Linked DNA regions of Homo sapiens: region 2 is linked to region 1. Evidence: chromatin loops called from intact Hi-C (ENCODE). Cell type or tissue: dorsolateral prefrontal cortex. All regions are shown on one strand. Each heading gives the region's core, and the rest is flanking DNA. Links, peaks and the distances in the headings are about the cores only.

Region 1 (6,128 bases), core at 615-5,614:
TTTGGAGACATTTGCACCCTATGGTGGAAAAGGACATATCTTCACTTAAAAACTACACAGAAACTTCCTGAGAAACTTCCTTGTGATATGTCTATTCAACTCGCAGAGTTGAACCTATCTCTTGATAGAGAAGTTTTGAAAGTCTTTTTTTAGGGAATCTGCAAGTGGATATTTGGATCCCTTTGTGGCCTATGGTGGAAAAGGAAATATCTTCACATAAAAACTTCACAGAAGCATCCTGAGAAACTTCTTTGTGATGTGTGCATTCATCTCACAGAGTTGAACCTATCTTTTGATTGTGCAGTTTCCAAACAATCTTCATGTAGAATCTGCAAGTGGATATTTGGAGCCCTATGAAGCCAATGCTGGAAAAGGAAATGTTTTCACATAAAAACTGCACAGAAGCATTCTGAGAAATTTGTTTGTGATGTATGCATTCAACTCTTGGAGTTGAACTTATCTTTTGATAGAGCAGTTTTGAAACTCTCTTTTTGTAGAAACTGCATGTGATTATTTGGAGCCCTTTGTGGATAATGATGGAAAATGAAATATCTTCCCATAAAACTACACAGAAGAATTTTGAGAAGCTTCTTTGAATGTGTGCATTCATCTCACAGAGTTGAACATTTCATTTGATTGAGGAGTTTTGAAACTCTCTTTTTGTAGAATCTGCAAGTGGATATTTAGAGAACTTTGAGGTCTATTGTGGAAAAGGAAATATCTTCACATAAAAACTACACAGAAGCATTCTCAGAAACTACTTTGTCATGTGTGCATTCGTCTCACAGAGTGGAACTCTTCTTTTGATAGAGCAGTTTGGAAACGCTCTTTTAGTACTATCTGGAAGTGGATATTTGGAGCGCTTTGAGGCTTATGGTGGAAAAGGAAAGATCTTCACTTAAAAACTATACAGAAGCATTCTGATAAACTACTTTGTTATGTGTGGATTCAACTCACAGAGTTGAACCTATCTTTTGATTGAGCCATTTTGAATCTCTCTTTTTGTAGAATCTGCAAGTGGATATTTGGACCTCTTTCCAGCCTATTTTGTAAAAGGAAATATCTTCACATATAAACTACACAGAAGCATTCTCAGAAACTTCTTTGTGATATGTGTATTGAAATCATCGAGTTCAACCTATCTTTTGATTGAGCAGTTTTGAGTCTCTGTTTTTGTGGTATCTGCAAGTGGCTATTTAGAGCCCTTTGCGGCCTCTGGTGGAAAAAAAATATCTTCACATAAAAACTACACAGAAGCGTTCTGAGAAACTACTTTGTGATGTGTGCATTCATCTCACAGGGTTGAACCTTTCTTTTGATTCAGCAGTTTTGAAACACTCTTTTTATAGACTCTGCAAGTGGATATTTGAAGAGCTTTGAGTCCTATCGTGGAAAAAGAAATATCTTCACATAAATACTAAACAGAAGCATTCTGAGAAACTTCTTTGTGATGTGTGCATTCACCTCACAGAGTTCAAACTTTCATTTCATTGAGCAGTTTTGAAACACTCTTTTTGTAGAATCTGCAAGTGGATATTAGGAGCACTTTGAGGACTATGGTGGAAAAGGAAATATCTTCACTTAAAAACTATACAGAAGCATTCTGATAAACTACTTCGTTATGTGTGGATTCAACTCACAGTGTTGAACCTATCTTTTGATTGAGCCATTTTGAATCTCTCTTTTTGTAGAATCTGCGAGTGGATATTTGGAGCTCTTTCCGGCCTATATTGTAAAAGGAAATATCTTCACATGTAAACTACACAGTAGCATTCTGAGAAACTTCTTGGTGTTGTGTGCAATCATCTCACTGAGTTGAACCTTTCTTTTGATTGAGCAGTTTTGAAACACTCTTTTTATAGTATCTGCAAGTGGATATTTGAATTGCTTTGAGACCTATTGTGGAAAAGAAAGTATCCTCACATAAAAACTGCACAAAAACATTCTGAGAAACTTCTTCTGATGTGTGCATTCATCTCAAAGAGTTGAAACTTTCTTTTGTTTGAGCAGTTTCGAGACGCTCTTTTTGTAGAATATGCAAGTTGATATTTGGAGCGTTTTGAGGCCCATGGTGGAAAAAGTAATATCTTAACATAAAAACTAATGGAAGCATTCTGAGAAACTTCTTTGTGATGTATGCATTCATCTAACAGAGCTGAACATTTCTTTTGACTGAGCAGTTTTGCATCACTCTTTTTGAAGAATCTGCAAGTGGATCTTTGGAGCGCTTTGTGGCCTGTAGTAGAAAAGGAAATATCTTCACATAAAAAGTAGACAGAAGCATTCTTAGGAACTACATTGTTATGTGTGAATTCATCTTACAGAGTTGAACCTTTCTTTTGATTGAGCAGTTTTGAAACACTATTTTTGTAGAATCTGCAAGTGGATATTTGGTGTGCTTTGAGCCCTATGGTGGAAAAGGAAGTATCTTCACATAAATCTAGACAGAAGCATTCTGAGAAACTTCTTTGTGGTGTCTGCCTGACACACAGGGTTGAACCTTCCTTTTGGTTGAAAAGTTTCGATACAGTCTTTTTGTAGAATCTGCAAGTGGGTATTTGGAGAGCTTTGCGTCCACCAGTGGAAAAGGAAATATCTTCACATAAAAACTATACAGAAGCATTCTGAGAAACTTCTTTGTGATGTGTGCATTCATCTCACAGAGGTGAACATTTCTTTTAAATGAACAGTTTTGAGACACTCTTTTTGTACAATCTGCAAGTGGATATTTGGAGCACTTTGAGGCCCTTAGTGGAAAAGGAAATATCTTCACATAAAAACTAGACAGATCATTCTGAGAAACTTCTTTGTGATGTGTGCGTTCATCTCACAGAGTTGTACATTTCTTTTGATGGAGCAGTTTTGAAACACTCTCTTTGTAGAACCTGCAAGAGGATATTTGGAGCGCTTTGTGGCCTATGGTGGAAAAGGAAATATCTTCCCATAAAAACCAGACAGAAGCATTCTGAGAAACTTCTTTGTGATGTGTGCATTCATTACACAAAGGTGAAACTTTCTTTTGATTGAGCAGTTTGCAACACTACTTTTCTAGAGTCTGGTATTGGATATTTGGAGCGATTTGCAGCCTATGGTGTAAAAGAAAATATCTTCACATAAAAAGTAGATAGAAGCATTCTGAGAAACTTCTTTGTGATGTGTGCATTCATCCCACAGTGTTTAACCTATCTTTTGATTGAGCAGTTTGGAAACCTTCTTTTGGAGAATCTGTAAATGGATATTTGAAGGGTTTTGAGGACTATGGTGGAAAAGGAAATATCTTTACATAAAAACTAGGCAGAAGCATTCTGTGAAACTTCCTTGTAATGTACGCATTCATCGCACAAAGTTGAACCTTTGTTTTAATTGAGCAGTTAAGAAACACTCTTTTTGTAGAATCTGCAAGTGGATATTTGGCATGATTTGCAGCCTATGGCATAAAAGGCAATACCTTCATATAAAAACTAGACAGAAGTATTCTGGGAAACTTCTTTGTGATGTGTGAATTCATCTCACAGAGTTGAACCTGTCTTTTTATTGAGCAGTTTTGAAACACTCTTTTTGTGGAATCTGCAAGTGAATATTTGGAGCATTTTGAGGCCTATGGTGGAAAAGGAAATATCTTCACATAAAAACTAGACAGAAGCACTCTGAGAAACTACTTTGTGATGTGTGCATGCATCTCACAGAGTTGAGTCTTTCTTTTGATTGAGCAGTTTTGAAACACTCTTTTGTAGAAACTGCCAGTAGATATTTGGGATGCTTAGTGGCCTATGGTGAAAAGGGAAATATCTTCACACAAAAACAGAAGCATTCTGAGAAACTACTTTGTGATGTATACATTCATCTCACAGAGTTGAACCTTTCTTTTGATTGAGCAGTTTTGAAAAACTCTTGATGTAGAATCTGCAAGTGTGTATTTGGAGCACTTTGCAGCCTATGGTAGAAAAGGAACTATCTTCGCATAAAAACTAGGCAGAAACATTCTGAGAAACCTCTTTGTGATGTGTGCATTCATCTCACAGAGTTGAACCTTTCTTTTAATTGAACAGTTTTGAAACACTCTTTTTGTGGAATCTGCAATTGGATATATGGAGCGCTTTGAGGCCTATGGTTGAAAAGCATTATCTTCACATAAAAACGTCACAGAAGAATTCTGAGAAACTTCTCTGTGAGGTGTGCATTCATCTCGCAGAGTTGAACCTTTCTTTTCATTGAGCAGTTTTGAAACCCTCTGTTTGTAGAATCTACAAGTGGAGATTTAGAGTTCTTTGAGTCCTATGGTGGAAAAGGAAATATCTTCACATAAAAACTAGACAGAAGCATTCTGAGATACATCTTTGTGATGTGTGCATTCATCTCATAGTGTTAAACCTTTCTTTTGATGGTTCAGTTTTGAAACACTCTTTTTGTAGAATCTGCAAGTGTATATTTGGAGCACTTTGCGGCCAATGGTGGAAAAGGAAATACCTTCACATAAAAACTAGACAGAAGCATTCTCAGAAACTTCTTTGTGATGTGTGCGTTCATCTCACAGAATTCAACCTTGCTTTTTTTGAGCAGGTTGGAAACACTTTTTTTTAGTATCTGCTAGCAGATAATTGGAGTGGTTTGGGGCCTATGGTGGAAAAGGAAATATCGTCACATAAAAGCTAGACAGAAGCATTCCGAGTAACTTCTTTGTGATGCGTGCATTCATCTCACAGAGTTGTACCTTTCTTTTGATTGAGCAGTTTTGAAACACACTTTTTGTGGAATCTGCAAATGTATATTTGGAGCGCTTTGCAGCCTATGGGGGAAAAGGAAATATTTTCGTATAAATGCTAGACAGAAGCACTCTGAGAAACTGTATTGTGATGTATGCATTCATCTCACAGAGGTGAAACTTCCTTTTGATTGAGTAGTTTTGAAACACTCTTTTTGTACAATCTGCAAGTGGGTATTTGGAGCCCTTTGTGGTATGTGGTGGAAAAGGAAATATCTTCACATAAAAACTAGACAGAAGCATTCTGAGAAACTTCTGTGTGATGCGTGCATTCATCTCACAGAGTTGAACCTTTCTTTTCATTGAACAGTTTTGAAACTCTGTTTTTGAAGTATCTGCATGGGGATATTTGGGGCTCTTTGAGGTCTTTGGTGGAAAAGGAAATATCTTCACATAAAAACTAGACAGAAGCATTCTGAGAAAGTTCTTTGTGATGTGTGCGTTCATCTCAAAGAGTTGAAAAATTCTTTTGATAGAGCAGTTTTGAAACACTCCTTTTGTAGAATCTGCAAGTGGATATTTGGAGCTCTTTGGGGCCTATGGTGGAAAAGGAAATATCTTCACGTAAAAACTAGACAGAAGGATTCTGAGAAACTACTTTGTTATGTGTGCATTCATCTCAAAGTGTTGAATCTTTCTTTCGATTGAGCAGTTTTGAAACACTCCTTTTGTAGAATGTGAAAGTGGATATTTGGAGCACTTTGTGGACTATTGTGGAAAAGGAAATATCTTCACATAAAAACAAGACAGAAGCATTCTGAGGAACTTCTTTGTTATGTCTGCATTGAACTCATAGAGTTGAAACTTTCTTTTGACTGAGCAGTTTTGAAACACTCTTTTTGTAGAATCTACAAGTGGATATTTGGAGTGGTTTTTGGCCTAAGGTGGAAAAGGAAATATCTTCACATAAAAACTAGACAGAAGCATTCTGAGAAACTTCTTTTTGATGTGTGCATTCATCTCACCGAGTTGAAAATTTCTTTTGATTCAGTACTTTTGAAGCACTCTTTTTGTAGAATCTGCAAGTGAATATTTGGAGACCTTAGCGGCCTATGGTGGAAAAGAAAATATCTTCAAATAAAAACTAGACAGCACCATTCTGAGAAATTCTTTGTGATGTGTCCATTCGTGTCATAGAGTTGAATCTTTCTTTTGATTGAGCAGTTTTGAAACACACTTTTTGTATAATCCGCAAGTGAATATTTGGAGCGCTTTGCGGTCTATGGTAGAAAAGAAAATATCTTCAAAGAAAAACTAGACAGAAGCATTCTGACAAACTTGTTTGTGATGTGTGCATTTATCTCACAGAGTTGAGCCTTTCTTTTGATTGAGCAGTTTGGAAACACTCTTTTTGTAGAAACTCCAA
Region 2 (6,128 bases), core at 704-5,703, 620 kb after region 1:
GGCCAGGTGCCATGTCTGACGCCTGTAATCCCAGCACTTTGGGAGGCCAAGGCAGGTGGATCACAAGGTCAGGAGTTCGAGACCAGCCTGGCCAAGATGGTGAACCCAGTCTCTACTAAAAATACAAAAATTAGCCCGGCGCAGTGGTGGGCAACTGTAGTCCCAGCTACTCGGGAGGCTGAGGCAGGATAATTGCTTGAACCCTGGAGGCGGAGGTTGCAGTAAGCCGAGATCGTGCCACTGCACTCCCGCCTTGCGACAGAGCAAGATTCCATCAAAAAAAAAAAAAAAAGAACAAACGTAATTTAAAAGATTAAAATTAAGATAGATTTTTACAAATGTATATATCTACCATTACAGTATCATACAGAATGGTTTTACTGCCGTGAAGATTCTCTGTGCTCTGTGTATCATCTCTTCCTTCCCCTTGGTCCATGGCAACCACTGATCTTTCTACTGTTCCCATAGTTTCACCGTTTCCAGAACGTCATATAATTGGAATCGAACAGTACGTAGACTTTTCGGATTGGCTTCTTCTTTTAGCAATATGCATTTAAGTTTCCTCCATGTATTTTTTTGTGGCTTGATAGATCATCTCCTGTTAGCGGTGAATAATATCCCATTGCCATTATACTTTTGTCAAGACTCAGAAAGTACAATGTGAAGAGTAAATAAGTATGAATGTGCACTGTAAACTTTGAGTGATACTGAAGGGTCAAGATAGGTTCCTGGTTGTCACAGGTGTGCTCCTGTGAGGCAGGAAGCTGTAGTGGGGAGGCTGTGTGTGGGGAAAGGGACATATGAGAAGTCTGTACTCTCTGCTCCATTTAGCTGTGAACCTGCACTTCTCTAAAAAATAAAATTAGTTAAAATTAAGAGCAAAAAATTAGAAAAATTAAAACATTACAATGTGTCATATAGTTTTCAAATCACAAGATAGAAAAATACATAATAAAAGAAACTATAGAAAACAACAAGGATAGGAATAAAAAACATCAGTGATAGAAGGCAGAAGACAGAAACGTGGAGCCAAACACATTAATTTATTTTAATCATTAGTTATACTCATTTATATTAATTTATATTGATTTAACATATTAATTTTGACTAAATGGCATTAAAGGAGTTTTGAGGAATTTGCATGTCACATTCTGGATGAGAGAACTCAATAATATTAACTCTTTAGTTTGCTGTAAATCATTTAAAAATATGCTCAAATTCCAATAAAAATTCCAAGAAAAATATTTTCGAAGAAGAAAATGTTATTTTAAATCCACATATTGAACACACATGAGAGCCAATTTTATAAAATTTACTATAAGATATTTAAGATTGTTATTAGTATTCAAAATTAAACAAATTTGAAATGGCACAAAAATAAACACATTAATGAAAGAGAATCAAAAACACAGAAATTGAGTGTAATTTTATCTAGTAACAGGGTAATAATTTAAACCCACAAAACAGAGCGATTTTTGCATTTATGATGTTAAAATATTGGGTAATGATTTGAGAATATAAAATGATAGAATTGAATCCTGGTCCCACAACTTACATAAAAGTTAATTCCAGTATTAAATGTAAAAAAAAAAAAAAAAAGAGAGAAAATAAAATTAGATGTACCTGTGTTTTATGACCTTGAGAATGAATGAATGTCTTCTAAAATCAAAACTGCAAACAGAAACTATATAAAAAGGGATAAACCTAACGTACCTAGAACGTAAATTCTTACACATTTCAACACCAAGTAAATAGCACAAAACAAACTGGGGAAATTTTTACAACAATTATATTAGATGAAAGTTAAAATCCTTATGACATATACAATGTATAAAACAGTATTATTACCACTATTATTAATACCATTATGATTACCTGGTCTTCCCACGCACCAGTCCTCTTCTGGTGCCCTGTGGTGAAACAGAGCCCTTCCTCTCTGGCCACAGTGAGGGATCCAGCAGGAACCCTGCCTAAGCCCTCAGAGGGTGTGAGCCAAGCCAGGACATCACATTCCCTCCTGCAATGATGCAGATACCCACTCACGACAGAGATTTGGTAACTCTCTGGAAAAGCTGTGTAACAATTATTGCAGAAACTTGTTTCTTATGTTCCCAGACACATGGAGAAAGCTGGTCTGGAAGACTGATGTCCACATGCTAAGAGAAGCAGTCACTCATAACACACACTGCACACACCACACCATGTGCACACGCACACACACCCCACACACAGACACCACATAAACAGCACACACACCATGTGCACACGTGAAGGGGTGGCCTGCCCCTCCACACTTGTGGGCGTTTCTCGTTGGGTGTAACAAGAGACTTTAGAAAAGAGACACAGACACAAAGTATAGAGAAAGAAAAATGGGCCCAGGGGAACGGCGCTCAGCATACGGAGGACCCACGCCGTCACCAGTCTCTCAGTTCCCTTAGTATTTATTGATCATTATCGGACGTTTCTCAGAGAGGGGGATGTGGCAGGACAATAGGGTAATAGCGGAGAGAAGGTCAGCAGGAAAACATATGAACAAATGTCTCTGCATCATAAACAAGGTAAAGAAAAAAGTGCTGTGCTTTTGACGTTCATATACATAAATCTCTCAATGCCTTAAAGAGCAGTATTGTTGCCAGCATGTCCCACCTCCAGCCCTAAGGCATTTTTCCCCTATCTCAGTAGATGAAATATACAACTGGGCTTTACACCAAGACATTCCATTGCCCAGGGACTAGCAGGAGACAGATGCCTTCCTCTTATCTCAACTGCAAAGAGGCCTTCCTCTTTTACTAATCCTCCCCAGCACAGACCCTTTATCGGTGTCAGGCTGGGGGATGGTCAGGTCTTTCCCTTCCCATGAGACCATATTTCAGACTATTGCATGGGGAGAAACCTTGGACAATACCTGGCTTTCCTAGGCAGAGGTCCCTGTGGCCTTCCGCAGTGTTTTGTGTCTCTGGGTACTTGAGAGTAGGGAGTAATGATGACTCTTAACAAGCATGNNNNNNNNNNNNNNNNNNNNNNNNNNNNNNNNNNNNNNNNNNNNNNNNNNNNNNNNNNNNNNNNNNNNNNNNNNNNNNNNNNNNNNNNNNNNNNNNNNNNAGAAGTTTCCCAGAATACTTCTGTCTAGTTTTTATATGAAGGTATTGCCTTTTAAGCCATAGGCTGCAAATCATGCCAAATATCCACTTGCAGATTCTACAAAAAGAGTGTTTCTTAACTGCTCAATTAAAACAAAGGTTCAACTTTGTGCGATGAATGCGTACATTACAAGGAAGTTTCACAGAATGCTTCTGCCTAGTTTTTATGTAAAGATATTTCCTTTTCCACCATAGTCCTCAAAACCCTTCAAATATCCATTTACAGATTCTCCAAAAGAAGGTTTCCAAACTGCTCAATCAAAAGATAGGTTAAACACTGTGGGATGAATGCACACATCACAAAGATGTTTCTCAGAATGCTTCTATCTACTTTTTATGTGAAGATATTTTCTTTTACACCATAGGCTGCAAATCGCTCCAAATATCCAATACCAGACTCTAGAAAAGTAGTGTTGCAAACTGCTCAATCAAAAGAAAGTTTCACCTTTGTGTAATGAATGCACACATCACAAAGAAGTTTCTCAGAATGCTTCTGTCTGGTTTTTATGGGAAGATATTTCCTTTTCCACCATAGGCCACAAAGCGCTCCAAATATCCTCTTGCAGGTTCTACAAAGAGAGTGTTTCAAAACTGCTCCATCAAAAGAAATGTACAACTCTGTGAGATGAACGCACACATCACAAAGAAGTTTCTCAGAATGATCTGTCTAGTTTTTATGTGAAGATATTTCCTTTTCCACCAAGGGCCTCAAAGTGCTGCAAATATGCACTTGCAGATTATACAAAAAGAGTTTTTCAAAAATGCTCAATCAAAAGAAAGGTTCAACTCTGTGTGATGAATGCACCCATCACAAAGAAGTTTCTCAGAATGCTTCTGATTAGTTTTTATATGAAGATATTTCCTTCTACTCTATAGGACTCAAAGCACTCCTAATATCCATTTTCAGATACTACCAAAAGACTGTCTCCACACTGCTCAATCAAAAGAATAGTTCAACTCTGTCATTTGAATGCACACATCACAAGGAAATTTCTCAGAATGCTTCTTTCTAGTTTTTATGTGAAGATATTTCCTTTTCCACCATAGGCCTCAAAGCCCTCCAAGTATCCACTTGCAAATTCTACAAAAAAAGAGTTTCAATACTTCTCAATCAAAAGAAAAGTTCAACTCTGTGGGATGAATGCCCACATCAGAAAACAGCTTCTCAGAATGCCTCTGTCTAGTTTTTATATGAAGATATTTCCTTTTCCACCATAGGCCACAAAGCGCTCCAAATATCCACTTTCAGATACCACAAAAAGAGTGTTTCCAAACTGCTCAATCAAAAGAAAAGTTCAACTCTGTGTGATGAACACACACCTCACAAAGAAGATTCTCAAAATTCTTCTGTGTAGTTTTTATGTGAAGATATTTCCTTTTTCACCATAGGCCCCAAAGTGCTCCAAATATCCAAAGCAGATTCGACAAAAAGAGTGTTTCAAAACTGCTCATTCAAAAGAAAGGTTCAACTCTGTGAGATGAATGCACGCATCACAAAGAAGTTTCCCAGAATGCTTCTGTCTAGTTTTTATTTTAAGATATTTCCTTTTCCACCATACGCCTCAAAGTGCTCCAATTACCTATTGCAGGTTCTACAAAAAGAGTATTTCTAAACTGCTCAATCAAAAGAAAGGTTCCACTCTGTGAGATGAATGTACACCTCACAAAGAAGTTTCTAAGAATGCTTCTATCTAGTTTTTATATGAAGATATTTCCTTTTCCAACATAGGCCCCAAAGCGTCCCAATTATCCACTTGCAGATTCTACAAAAAGATTGTTTCAAAACTGCTGAATTGAAAGAAAGCTTCAACTCTGTAAGATGAATGGACATATCACAAAGAAGTTCCTCAGATGCTTCTGTCTAGCTTTTATGTGAAGAATCTTCCTTTTCCACCATAGGGTGCAAAGCGCTCCAAATACCCACATGCAGATTCTGCAAAAAGAGTGTTTCACAACTGCTCACTGAAAAGAAATGTTCAACTCTGTGAAATGAATGCACATATCAGAAAGGTGTTTCTCACAATGCTACTGTCTAGTTTTTCTGTGAAGATATTTCCTATTCCACCATAGGTCTCAAATCTCTCCAAATCTCCATTTGCAGATTCTACAAAAAGAGTGTTTGAAAAATGCGAAATCAAAAGAGGCTCAAGCCTGTGAGTTGAAAGCATGCACCACAAAGACGTTTCTCAGAACGCTTCTGTCTAGTTTTTATGTGAAGGTATTTCCTTTTCCACCACATGCAATGTAGCACTCCAAATATCCACTTGCAGATTCTACAAAAAGAGTGTTTCCAAAATGCTCAATGAAAAGAAATGTTCAACTGTGTGAGTTGACTGCACACATCACAAATAAGTTTCTCAGAATGCTTCTGCCTACTTTTTATATGAAGATTTTTCCTTTTCCACCCTAAGCTGAAAAGCATTCCAAATATCCACTTGCAGATTCCACAAAATGAGTGTTTCAAAAATGCTCCATCAAAAGAAAGTTTCAACTCTGTGAGTTGAATGCACACATTACAAATAATTTTCTCTCAGAATGCTTCTGTCTAGTTTTTATATGAAGATATTTCCTTTTCCACCGTAGGCTGCAAAGCACTCTAAATATACACTTGCAGATTTTACAAAAGGTGTGTTTCAAAACTGCTCAATCAAAAGAACTTTTCAGTTCTGTGAGGTGAATGCACACATCACAAGGAAGTTTCTCAGAATGCGTCTGTCTAGTTTTTATGTGAAGATATTTCCTTTTCCACCATAGACCCCAAAGCGAACCAAATATCCACATGCAGATTGTACAAAAAGAGTGTTTAAAAACTGCTCAATCAGAAGAAAAGTTCAACTCTGTGAGTTGAATGCACACATCACAAAGAAGATTCTCAGAATGCTTCTGTCTAGTTTTTATGTGAAGATATTTTCTTTTCCACCATAGGCCCCAAAGCGCTCCAAATATCCAAAGCAGATTCTACAAAAAGAGTGTTTCAAAACTGCTCAA

The links. A loop is a pair of places that touch in the nucleus more often than their neighbours do. Peaks named below come from ENCODE experiments on the same cell type or tissue, not always from the same donor. Only the 100,000 strongest peaks of a DNase experiment are listed, where the experiment ranks them.
Region 2: a loop joins it to region 1, with 1.0 times the contacts of the local background. A loop is called at or near these places in 2 of 110 quality-filtered maps.

Annotation. Positions count from the first base shown.
Region 1 is chr20:29,259,050-29,265,177 of GRCh38, forward strand. No RefSeq gene overlaps it. Among named protein-coding and RNA genes, the nearest start is that of FAM242B, 290 kb to the right of the region's middle. In dorsolateral prefrontal cortex, for the core only: no CTCF peak of the experiment used is centred there; no DNase peak of the experiment used is centred there.
Region 2 is chr20:29,881,749-29,887,876 of GRCh38, forward strand. No RefSeq gene overlaps it. Among named protein-coding and RNA genes, the nearest start is that of FAM242B, 340 kb to the left of the region's middle. In dorsolateral prefrontal cortex, for the core only: no CTCF peak of the experiment used is centred there; a DNase peak (open chromatin) is centred at 2,883.